Regions from separate parts of the Homo sapiens genome. Here region 1 is linked to region 2. Evidence: chromatin contacts called from ENCODE Hi-C or POLR2A ChIA-PET data. All regions are on one chromosome and are shown on one strand. The core of a region is the stretch at or near the end of the contact, and the rest is flanking DNA. Distances in the headings are between cores, read along the strand shown. Region 1 holds the start of RNF14 (ring finger protein 14). Region 2 has its middle 95 kb from the start of SPRY4-IT1.

What was found. Hi-C counts contacts between places; a loop is a spot of excess contacts on that map. ChIA-PET counts read pairs that join two places held with the same protein, here RNA polymerase II (POLR2A). Pooled maps may share reads with other maps.
Region 1: a loop to region 2 is called in a map of naive thymus-derived CD4-positive, alpha-beta T cell, with 2.3 times the contacts of the local background. The contact joins the promoter of RNF14 here to the enhancer-like site in region 2. A Hi-C loop is called at or near these places in 1 of 168 maps with a recorded cell type or tissue (naive thymus-derived CD4-positive, alpha-beta T cell) and 9 of 50 pooled maps. POLR2A ChIA-PET finds 5 or more read pairs at or near these places in 3 of 52 experiments (CD4-positive, alpha-beta T cell, CD8-positive, alpha-beta T cell and T-cell).

What each region holds. Positions count from the first base shown.
Region 1 is chr5:141,965,791-141,970,534 of GRCh38, forward strand. It overlaps RNF14 (ring finger protein 14), which reads left to right and starts at 3,315. Exons shown (of 9, transcript NM_004290.5): 1 at 3,315-3,377. It overlaps LOC124901095 (a long non-coding RNA gene), which reads right to left and starts at 3,990. Exons shown (of 3, transcript XR_007058977.1): 1 at 3,818-3,990. RefSeq lists a silencer at 3,098-3,237 and an enhancer at 3,348-3,497.
Region 2 is chr5:142,220,739-142,225,706 of GRCh38, forward strand. No RefSeq gene overlaps it. Among named protein-coding and RNA genes, the nearest start is that of SPRY4-IT1, 95 kb to the right of the region's middle. RefSeq lists an enhancer at 2,693-2,742. Within about 2 kb of position 3,058, at least 3 of the 41 ENCODE cell types and tissues checked have a DNase peak (open chromatin) inside an H3K27ac peak, as active enhancers do.

The DNA of each region.
Region 1 (4,744 bases), core at 2,065-4,564, 250 kb before region 2:
CACACTGGGGCCTACCTACTACAGGGTAGAGGATGAGAGGATGAGAGGAGGGAGAGGATCAGGAAGAATAAAAAGTACTAGACTTAATATTTCGTCACTGGGTGACGAAATAATCTGTACAACAAACCCCCGTGACACGAGTTTACCTACATAACAAACCTGCACATGTACCCATGAACTTAAAAGTTAAAAAAAAAAAAAAAAAGTGGCCCAGGCGCCGTGGCTCACATCTGTAGTCGCGGCACTTTGGGAAGCCAAAGCGGGTGGATCACTTGAGCCCAGGAGTTCAAGACCAGCCTGGGCAACATGGTGAAACCCCATCCCTACTAAAAATACAAAAATTAGCCAGATGTGGTGGTGTGCACCTGGAATCCCAGCTACTCAGGAGGCTGAGGCACGAGAATCGCTTGAACCCTCTACCGGGAGGCAGAGGTTGCCGTGAGCTGAGATTGTGCCACTGCACTCTAGCCTGGGTGACAGAGTGAGACTCGGTCTCAAAAACAAAACAAAACCCCAAAGTATAATACACCTGACTTCAACTTTATGACATTGCTGTCTTTTATTACATCTTTTTATATTAAAAATAAATAAAAATGTCATAAATAGTAATTGTGTAAATATAAAAGGCCTTATTAAAAAAACAAATCTTAGTGCCTCAGTTTTCTCTTCTGTCAAGTGGGCACATAAAATTACCTAAGTCATAGGGTCCTGGGCATTTAAATGAGAGAATGTACGTGAAATATTTAGCACAGTGGAGGGCTAGGCACACGGGGAGACTGCAGTTTAAAAGACTAACCAGGCACATGAGACCAAAGACACAAAAGTCTGTTATTTTCCTAGAGTCAAAAACAAAACTTATTAGAAGGCTGTCTTTACCCAATCTTGTCCTCAAAATTGACTCTAAATCTTTAGTTCACTTTAAACATTCAGTAAATTATTAACACTGCTTTGAAATTCTCTTTCTATTCTCTCTATCCTGTGACCTCTGACATGATGTCACAATTCACCTTCTGCTCTGACTTTGTGAGGATTTCCCAAGCTGGTTGGTGCATGGGCTTCCTCACTTTTTTCCTCACGAAGAGGTCTCTGGTCTCCCCTCTCTGAGCACTCTGAGGTAGGGTTGCTGTGTGTTTTGCTCTTGGTCTAATTCCTTTGGCTAAACATGAATAATTATATTAATGAATGGCTTTGGAGATTCTTCTTCCGTCCTTTGCATTTTTCCGAGATATGTTTCTGGTTTTGGTATCTATTAGAAGGGTATTTTGGTTTCTGTTTTGTGACAATCAAGATTTATAGTACAGAAAATTAGAAGTGATTATTTCTATTTCAAGGTTCTTTCTGTGGCAGCCAGGTAATCCCTTGGGTGCCCTGATTTACTCACTTGGTTTTTTTCTCTCTCCTGGGTATAAGACCAACTACATAATTTACAAAGCCCAGGGCAAAATAAAAATGCAGCCTCTCATTCAGAAATTATTAAGAACTTCAAGAGGGTGAGAGCACAGCATCAAATCAAGAGCAGGGCACTTCTTTTTTATTTTAATTTTTCCATAAGTTATTGGGGTACAGGTGGTATTTGATTACATGAGTAAGTTCTTTAATGGTGATTTGTGAGATTTTGGTGCACTCATCACTCGAGTAGTATACACTGCACCCTATTTGTAGTCTTTTATCCTTCGTCCCCCTCTCATCCTTCCCCCTAAGTCCCCAAAGTCCATTGTATCATTCTTAAGAGCAGGCCACTTCTAAATCTGGGGCCCTTCTAAGTGCAGGGCCCTATGTGACTGCACGGGTTGCTGGCCCATGAATCTAATCCTGCCCGGGAGGCAATGGTGGTAAAAGCTTTAGAATCCTGTAGGCTTGGGTTAGAGTCTTAGCTCTGCAAGTTACTCTTTTGGAGGAAGAAATATATGAAAAAGCGGACACAGGAGCTTATTAGATTGTGAGGAGCACATTAGTTTGATGGGTCCCAGGAGAAGGAGCCAACATTTCTGTATTCCACTTAAGCGCTGAGAACGGTGCTTTGTACCTAAAAAAATTTTTTAATTAAGACATAATTCACATGCAATAAAATTAACTCTTCAAAAGTATACAATCCAGTGGTTTCTAGTACACTCACAAAGTTATACAACTATCACTGCTCTCTAATTCCACAATATTTTCATCACCCAAGAAACACCATATCTATTAGCGGTATCTATTAGCAGTCACTTCCCATTCCCTCCTGCCTTAGTTTCTGGCAACCACTAAACTACTTTTTGTCTCTATGGATTTGCCTATTCTGGACATTTCATATAAATTAAAAACAATATATGGCTTTTTGTGTTTGACTTTTTTTTTTTTTTTTTTGAGACGGAGTCTCGCTGTTACCTAGGCTGGAGTGCAGTGACTCACTGTAACCTCTGTCTCCTGGGTTCAAATGATTCTCCTGCCTCAGCCTCCCTAGTAGCTGGGACTACAGGTGCCCGCCACCATGCCCGGCTTATTTTTTGTATTTTTAGTAGAGACGGGGTTTCACCATGTTGGTCAGGCTGGTCTCGATCTCCTGACCTCGTGATCCACCCGCCTCGGCTTCCCAAAGTGCTAGGATTACAGGCGTGAGCCACCGCACCCGGCCTTCTAAGGGTTTTATAGTTTTAGTTCTTACATTTAGGTCGTTGATCCATATTTAGTTAATTTTTGCATATGGTGTGAGGAAGGAAGTGTATAATTTTAATTCCTGCTTAGCCTGACGATAATCATGTGACCCTTGGTAAGTTCTTGCACCTAAGTCTCAATTTCCTTATTTGTAAAGTGAGAATAACAAATGGTAGCTAAATCATAAGATTACAGTGAAGATAGAAAATTTACGTAGAGCATTTATCACACTGCTTGAAGCATCCTAACTACTCGATAAATGCGGTCGGTGTTACAGTTATAACATGAGCGATGAATGCGTGCTTCCACAGTGGAGTGCCAGAAAGACCGGCAGCATTTCTGAGAAGGTAAACGGGAGGAAGTAGGCTTGCTTAGTCCACTTGGAGAAGCAGGTCTGGGATTGTTGTGAGAGTCTCTGCCCTAGGTAGACCACTGCCTCATGATCCCCTCTAGAGATTGGTAAAAATTCGAATTCTCGGGCCCCATCAGAACTACTGAAAAGAGCCTCCTGTGAGCACAGGGCTCGCAGTAAGTGGGGGTGACGGTGGTCGCGCCGGCAGCGCCGCCTTGGGCCTGCGGGAGGCGCCCGAGAGGCAGGGGCGACCACGGCGGCTGCGCAGAGTCCTCCCTATGCCGGCGGTCGCGCCAGCGGGATCCGCCTGGCTCAGCTGACAGCTCCCGAGAACGGAAGAGGCGGCGCGCCGGTTGAGCAGGGCGTCTCTAGGCCTGGTCGGCTGGCGGCGGTGAGTGGGCCCCAGGCAAGGGCGGAGGGCGGAACTTTGGGGTTCGGCACTGCCGGGCGGCCGGAAGGTACGGTGGGGATAGCTCTCTGGGCGCGCGAGGCAGAGAAGGGGACCGGGCTGGGACTGTACACTGGGCCTCAGTCCCTCAAATCCGGGACCGGGCGTCCGCAGCTCGGCTGGCCGGGACTCCCTTCGGGACGCTGAGGAGGAAGGGGAAGGTGTGGGCCCTGCTCCTTCGGGACGCCCCAGGCTGGCCAGCAGCTCACACATCCGCATTGCGCCCTCTGATCCCAGCGTTGGGGCGGATAGCTAGCGTTGGGCCTGCCCCTGTTTTGGGGCAGTCGCCCAAACGACGCCGCACGCCTAGTGGCGAGCTGAACCCAGACTAGGACACCCGAAGACCAAATGGATAGAGTGAGAAGGAAATGGGGGTTAGCAACCTGAATTGAGGTACTGGATTCCAAGTGACAGCTTCACAAGCTGAAATCTTGTAGGGTAGGTCATGAGGAACTGTTGAAACTGCTTGGAGTAGAAGTTCTTAGCCCTGGCTGCATATTGGAATCACCTGGAGAACTTGGAAAACTACTGAGGCCTGAATTAATTGTTCTAGGGTGTGGCCTGGGTATTGAGATTTTAAAAAACAGCTCCTCAGAAGATTCTAATGTGCAGTCAGATGGAGAACACTAACCTAAAACCATAAACTGCATGAATGAATCTCTCATCCCATTTGCAAATGTTTTAACAGGAAGAAACAAAAAGCTTAATTCAATTAGCACCATATACTCCCACCTAGTAAAATAAGACAATGTGAAAGGACCTAATACAGTACATAGTAGGTGCTCAATTAATGTAAATTGATTCTGAATCTCATTCTTATCTCATTTGGGAGTTACACATCCGAGAATCTGGTTTTTAATTATGGTTTTGTATATAGTATTTTTGCATATAATTTTAGGGTGTTGATAGGATTCTCCGTAGCCCATCTATAGACCACACTCCCTTTTCCCCTCACCCCAGTGAAGAAGCCTAGCTCTAAAGCATTTAGAATAAAACTTAAAAGTTTGTGTTTGTGTACTCTTGTTTTGTTTAAGTATTTTTCTGTTACCAAAATTAACCTTGAGTGCCACTGGCAGGCTTAATTCATGAACAAGAGAGGAAAAACTGGAGGGGAGTGGCAAATGAAGGAATACAAGAAGCAGAAGAGGAAAGGAGAAAAAAACAAAACAAAAAACAAACTGAAGAGATTGTTTGTTATGGGGCATGGTGTCCTGTACTTTCATATGACCTTGGTGTTCCTCCTTAGCTCCTCCCATAGCTGAGGGCAGACAGATAAAAAGTCCTCAGTCATTGCTGGGGACATGCAAATA
Region 2 (4,968 bases), core at 1,808-4,307:
CCCTGGTCTTCTCCCATTGCACTTCTCCCGCCACTGACCTTGGCTTCTCCAGCCTTCCCTCCTCCAGTTTACAGCCCCAATTCACTGGGCAGTGTGGGGAGCTTGGGCCAAGGGTAGGATTTGGCTGTGGGGTGGGTGGGGTCACAGGGCAGCGAAAGCTTCACCAAACATCTTGCCCACTACCTCCACAGTCCAAGTCCGGGGATGCATTTCCTAAGGGGAGCCCAGTTCGGTATCTAAATCCTTCAAGGTGGGGAGCCAGAGGGAGAGGGGTGTTAAGATCTTTAACTTCCAGAATTCACATTCTTGCAATGAGCGGGACCCTGTCCGGCTAAGAAGCATCAGTACCACAGGAGGGAGTTTAAACAGGAAGAGGAGATTTTGCTTTGTGGTTGTGATTTTAATGCTCTCCCGGCTGGTTGGATGAGTGCCTACTTTCTGGGGCTGGGGTGGTAGGGTGGAGGTGAGAAGGTGGTGGGGGAAGAGAATAGGGAGGAAAGGAGAGTCCTCAAAAAAGTAGTGTAGCTGCATGGGAGAAAGCGATGTCTGAATCCTGTGAATCCCCTGGAGCTGCTTCCCAGCTGTTTGACCTTGTGAAATGGCCTAACTTCTCCCAACTTCCATTTCCTCATCTGTATAAAAGCAGGGACAATACTTCCTTTATTAAGCAAATATCTTCTGTCTGCCTACCGTATGCTTGACCCTGTGCAAATGAACAAGACAAACAGGAGACAGGATCTCTGCCGCCCTGGAGCTTATATTCCAGGAGGGAGACAAACAAGAAATACATCAACTATAAACAAACAAGATAATTTTGGATCATGCTAAGTGTTAGTCAAAAGCCGAAAGGGAGTGGGGAACATGGGACGGACAGGGAACTCCTCTCTGAGGACGTAGCCTCTGAACAGAGTCCTGGAAGCTGAGAAGTCAGTTCTGGAAATGGAGGAAGAGTGCTCCAGGCGCAGGGAACAGCAAGTGCAAAGGCCTTGAGATGGGAATGGGCTTGACGCGCTTGCAAAACAGGCAGTGGCCTGAAAATATAAAATGTGGTGAGCAAGCGGAGAAGTGGTTTGAGCAGAGGTGGGAGAAGTAGGCCAGAAACAGATCACACAGGGCTTTGGAGGCTATGCTGAGGGGTTTGGAAGGCTTTCGAGGGTAAGTTAAGCAGGAGAATGACATGATTAGGTATGTATTTGAAAAGATCACCACCATGAATTTTCTGAGCCTCATTTTCCCCCTCTGTTAAAAATGAGCATAATAATACATATCTCACAGGATTATAGAGGATTAAAAGACTTGAAAGTTAAAGCAACAAGCAAATTGATGAACATATATGCCCGAGGTGCACAACAAATGCCAGGACCATGATGTGAAGACTTTTTAGGAGCTCTGAAGAGATCTGCTTAGGAGTGAGGATGGTTCCTAAAGAGTTAATCAAACCTGTCTTGGGAAAAGCAATCCCATGCTGCTAATATAATGGTAAAGGATGCAATTCAGGCTGTTTATTTTTTAGAGATTCAGTGCTCCTATTAAGCAATCACTCTGTTTATGTCACTGCTAATTGAAGTAAATTGCTTTCTGCAATCAAATCGGGAAGTTCCCCCTTCCGATCACGAAAGGGACTTGGACTCTGGTTCCTGATTTCCAGTATTTAGTCTGACTTGAGATTTGCCCTGTAATTAATTGCATACATTCCACTGATTTCCTTAAACAAGCAGTTGGTTTGCCGTTGGGTCGGCAAGGGATGCGTTGATTTTGAAATTGCCCCTGGGATAGGAAGTGTTCCGCCTCCCTTCTCTCGCAACCCCAGCCACAGCAGCCTTCTGGCTGATGGAGCTGGTGGGGAGTGGGCCTCACAGCAGATGTGAGAGGTGGAAGTGAGCAGCAGGTGTGACCGCTGTGGTCCAGAATCCTCTTGGTGCCCCCGCCCAGTGGAGAATTCTAGTGCATTAGAACCAAAGCCCGTGAATCAGGCTGGAGGAATTCCGGGCCATGGGCACAGGCTTCCTCGCACCAATCATCAGCTCTATTTTCACTTCTCTGAGAGGCATGGGAGGAAGTGAGGGGAGGTGGGCAAAGAGCAACACTGCATCTGAATAAGCACCCTAAGAGCCCCGATCCTCTCCACGGCCCAGTCGCTGCCACCCACCCCACACCCCACCCCCAGCTCTCCGTCGTGTGCATAGGCCTGGAGGATGTTCAGGAAGGTGTGAAGGGGTACCCCAAGGAGGTGGGAGTAAAGAGTTTTAAGGCCTGTGGCCCAGCCCCAGGGAGGAGCACTCCAGCGCCTGCTCCTGGTCTTGGGGAGCAAGAGCAGGGGATGAGGAGGAGTATTTGATGCTGGACACAGCTGTTAGGTTAGGTTGCCAGGTCACTGAGAAAACAGACAGTGTCCGCCCCATCCTTCATCCTTGACGCTGAAAAGAAAAAAAAGGGCCTCAGGATTTAGTTGAAGGTGAAGACGTTGGGTGCTTTACCTTGAAGTGTGGAGAGCATCTCTTTATGGATTAATCCTGTGACCCTGCAGAAAGTGGTCTTCAAGGCCCAGCTCAGTGGCTGCCTCCCACATGAAGTCCTGTCTGATGCACTCCCCAGGAGTCTCCCTCTCACAATTCCCTTGGACTGTGTGCCTCTGGGGCAGTGCCACACCTGTCCTGCCCCGCAGTGGGCTCTATATTTGAGTTTCCTCATCCACCGACAAAGCACCTGGCGTGAGTGAGATTCTGCTAGGCTGGGGATTCTCAGGTGAGCTGAAGTCCGGAGTTCAAGACCAGCCTGGTGAAACCCTGTTTCTATTAAAAATACAAAAATCAGTGGGGCGTGGTGGCACGTGCCTGTAACCCCAGCTACTCGAGAGGCTGAGGCAGAATTGCTTGAACCCAGGAGGCGGAGGTTGCAGTGAGCCAAGATCACGCCACTGCACTCCAGCCTGGGTGACAGAGTGAGACTCCATCTCAAAAAAAGAAAAAAAAAGACTCAGTTGAGATACAACCCCTACCTTCAAAGAGCTACCAGAGCCGCAGAAGAGTTAGGTAAGTAACAGGAAGTTAATTAAAGAAGTAGCATTGGCTGGGTGCCAATGGTGACTCATGCCTGTAATCTCAGCACTTTGGGAGGCCGAGATGGGCGGATCCCTTGAGACCAGGAGTTTGAGACTAGCCTGGGCAACATGGGGAAACCCCATCTCTACCAAAACTACAAAGACTAGCTGGGTGTGGTGGTGTGCACCTGTAATCCTAGCTACTTAAGAGTCTGAGGTAGGAGGATTGCTTGAGTCTGGCAGGTTGAGGCTGCAGTGATCGCACACTTACCATGAGCCAGGCACTGTACTGAATGTTTTATATGCATTGACTTATCAAACCCCACTATATCCATACAAGGGAGAGACTCAGTATATTGAGTTTGCCGATGATGAAATTGAGGCTAAGCCACTTTGGAAAACAGGGAGGCAATTTCTTAAAGAGTTAGACAACCCATACTTTTTCTTCCCCATACAGCTCAGCAATTTCACTGCTATGTATAGACCCAAGAGAATTGAAAACATATATCCACACAAAAACATCTATACAAATATTACATAACAGTAATATTTATAATAGCCCCAAACTGGAAACAATTCAAATGTCTATCAACTGATGAGTGGATAAATAAAATGTGGTTAATTTATACAATGAAATATTATTTGACAATAAAAAGGGAAGAAGTACCAGTATATGCTACAGTGTGGATAAACCTCAAAAACATTATGCTATGTGAAAGAAGCCAGACATAAAAGGCCACATATTGTATGATTCCATTTATAGGAAGTGCCCGGAAATGCCAAATCTATGGAGACAGAAAGTAGATTGATTAGTGGCTGCCAGGGAGTGAGGATGGGATGAGGACGAACTGAATGGGCACCAGGGATTTTACTGGGGTATTAGAAATGTTCTAAACTGAATTGTGGTGATGTTTGCACAACTCAGTAATATCTACTAAAAATTATGACATCGTGGCCGGGCGCAGTGGCTCACGCCTGTAATCCCAGCACTTTGGGAGACAGAGGCGGACGGATCACCTGAAGTCAGGAGTTCAAGACCAGCCTGTCCAACATGGCGAAACCCTGTCTCTACTAAAAATGCAAAAATTAGCTGGATGTGGTGGCAGGTGCCTGTAATTCCAGCTACTTGGGAGGCTGAGGCAGGAGAATCTCTTGAACCCGGGAGGCAGAGGTTGCAGTGAGCTGAGATCATGCCATTACACTCCAGCCTGGGTGACAGAGTGAGACTCTGTGTCAAAAAAACAAAACAAAAAAAATGAGGCTAAGTAAGATGGAGCAACTTGTCTGAAGTGATTAGCTGTTAAGTGATGAAGCCAGAATTCAAACCCAGGCAGGAGTGCAGTGGCACAATCATGGCTCACCCTAACCTCGAACTCCCGGGCTCAAGCAATCCTCCCGCCTCAGCCTCCTGAGTGGTTGAGACTGTAGGTGTGCATCACCATGCCCAGTTACATTTGTTTTTACTTTTTGTAGAGATAGGGTCTTACTATGTTGTCCAGGCTGGTCTCCAACTCCTTGGCTCCAGTGATCCTCCCACCTCGGCCTCCCAGAGTACCGAGATTACAGTCAGAGCCATGGAGCCTGGCTCAGAGACCGCATTCTTAACCACTGTGCAACATTGCTTCCCTGAGGTAGCTTATCTCAGCCCAGCAGGGGCATGCTCACATAGGCTTGGGATGAGGCTGGCTTTCTTGGGATATCTCTGGGAAAAGTAACGCTTGAGTTGTGTCTGCAAGTCTTGCGTGCAAGTTCTCCTCCACCAAGAAGGCTTCTGGGTTCCCATCTTTAACCCTCCCTACCTTTTAAGAGCTGGATCTTATTGAGTAAACAGAAGAGTGAATGCCTACAGAAAGCAGGTGACACCAGCCGTCTTCCCACCATGATGAAAATCCATAATCTGGTGACTAATGTGGCCTCTGGAGAGGTGC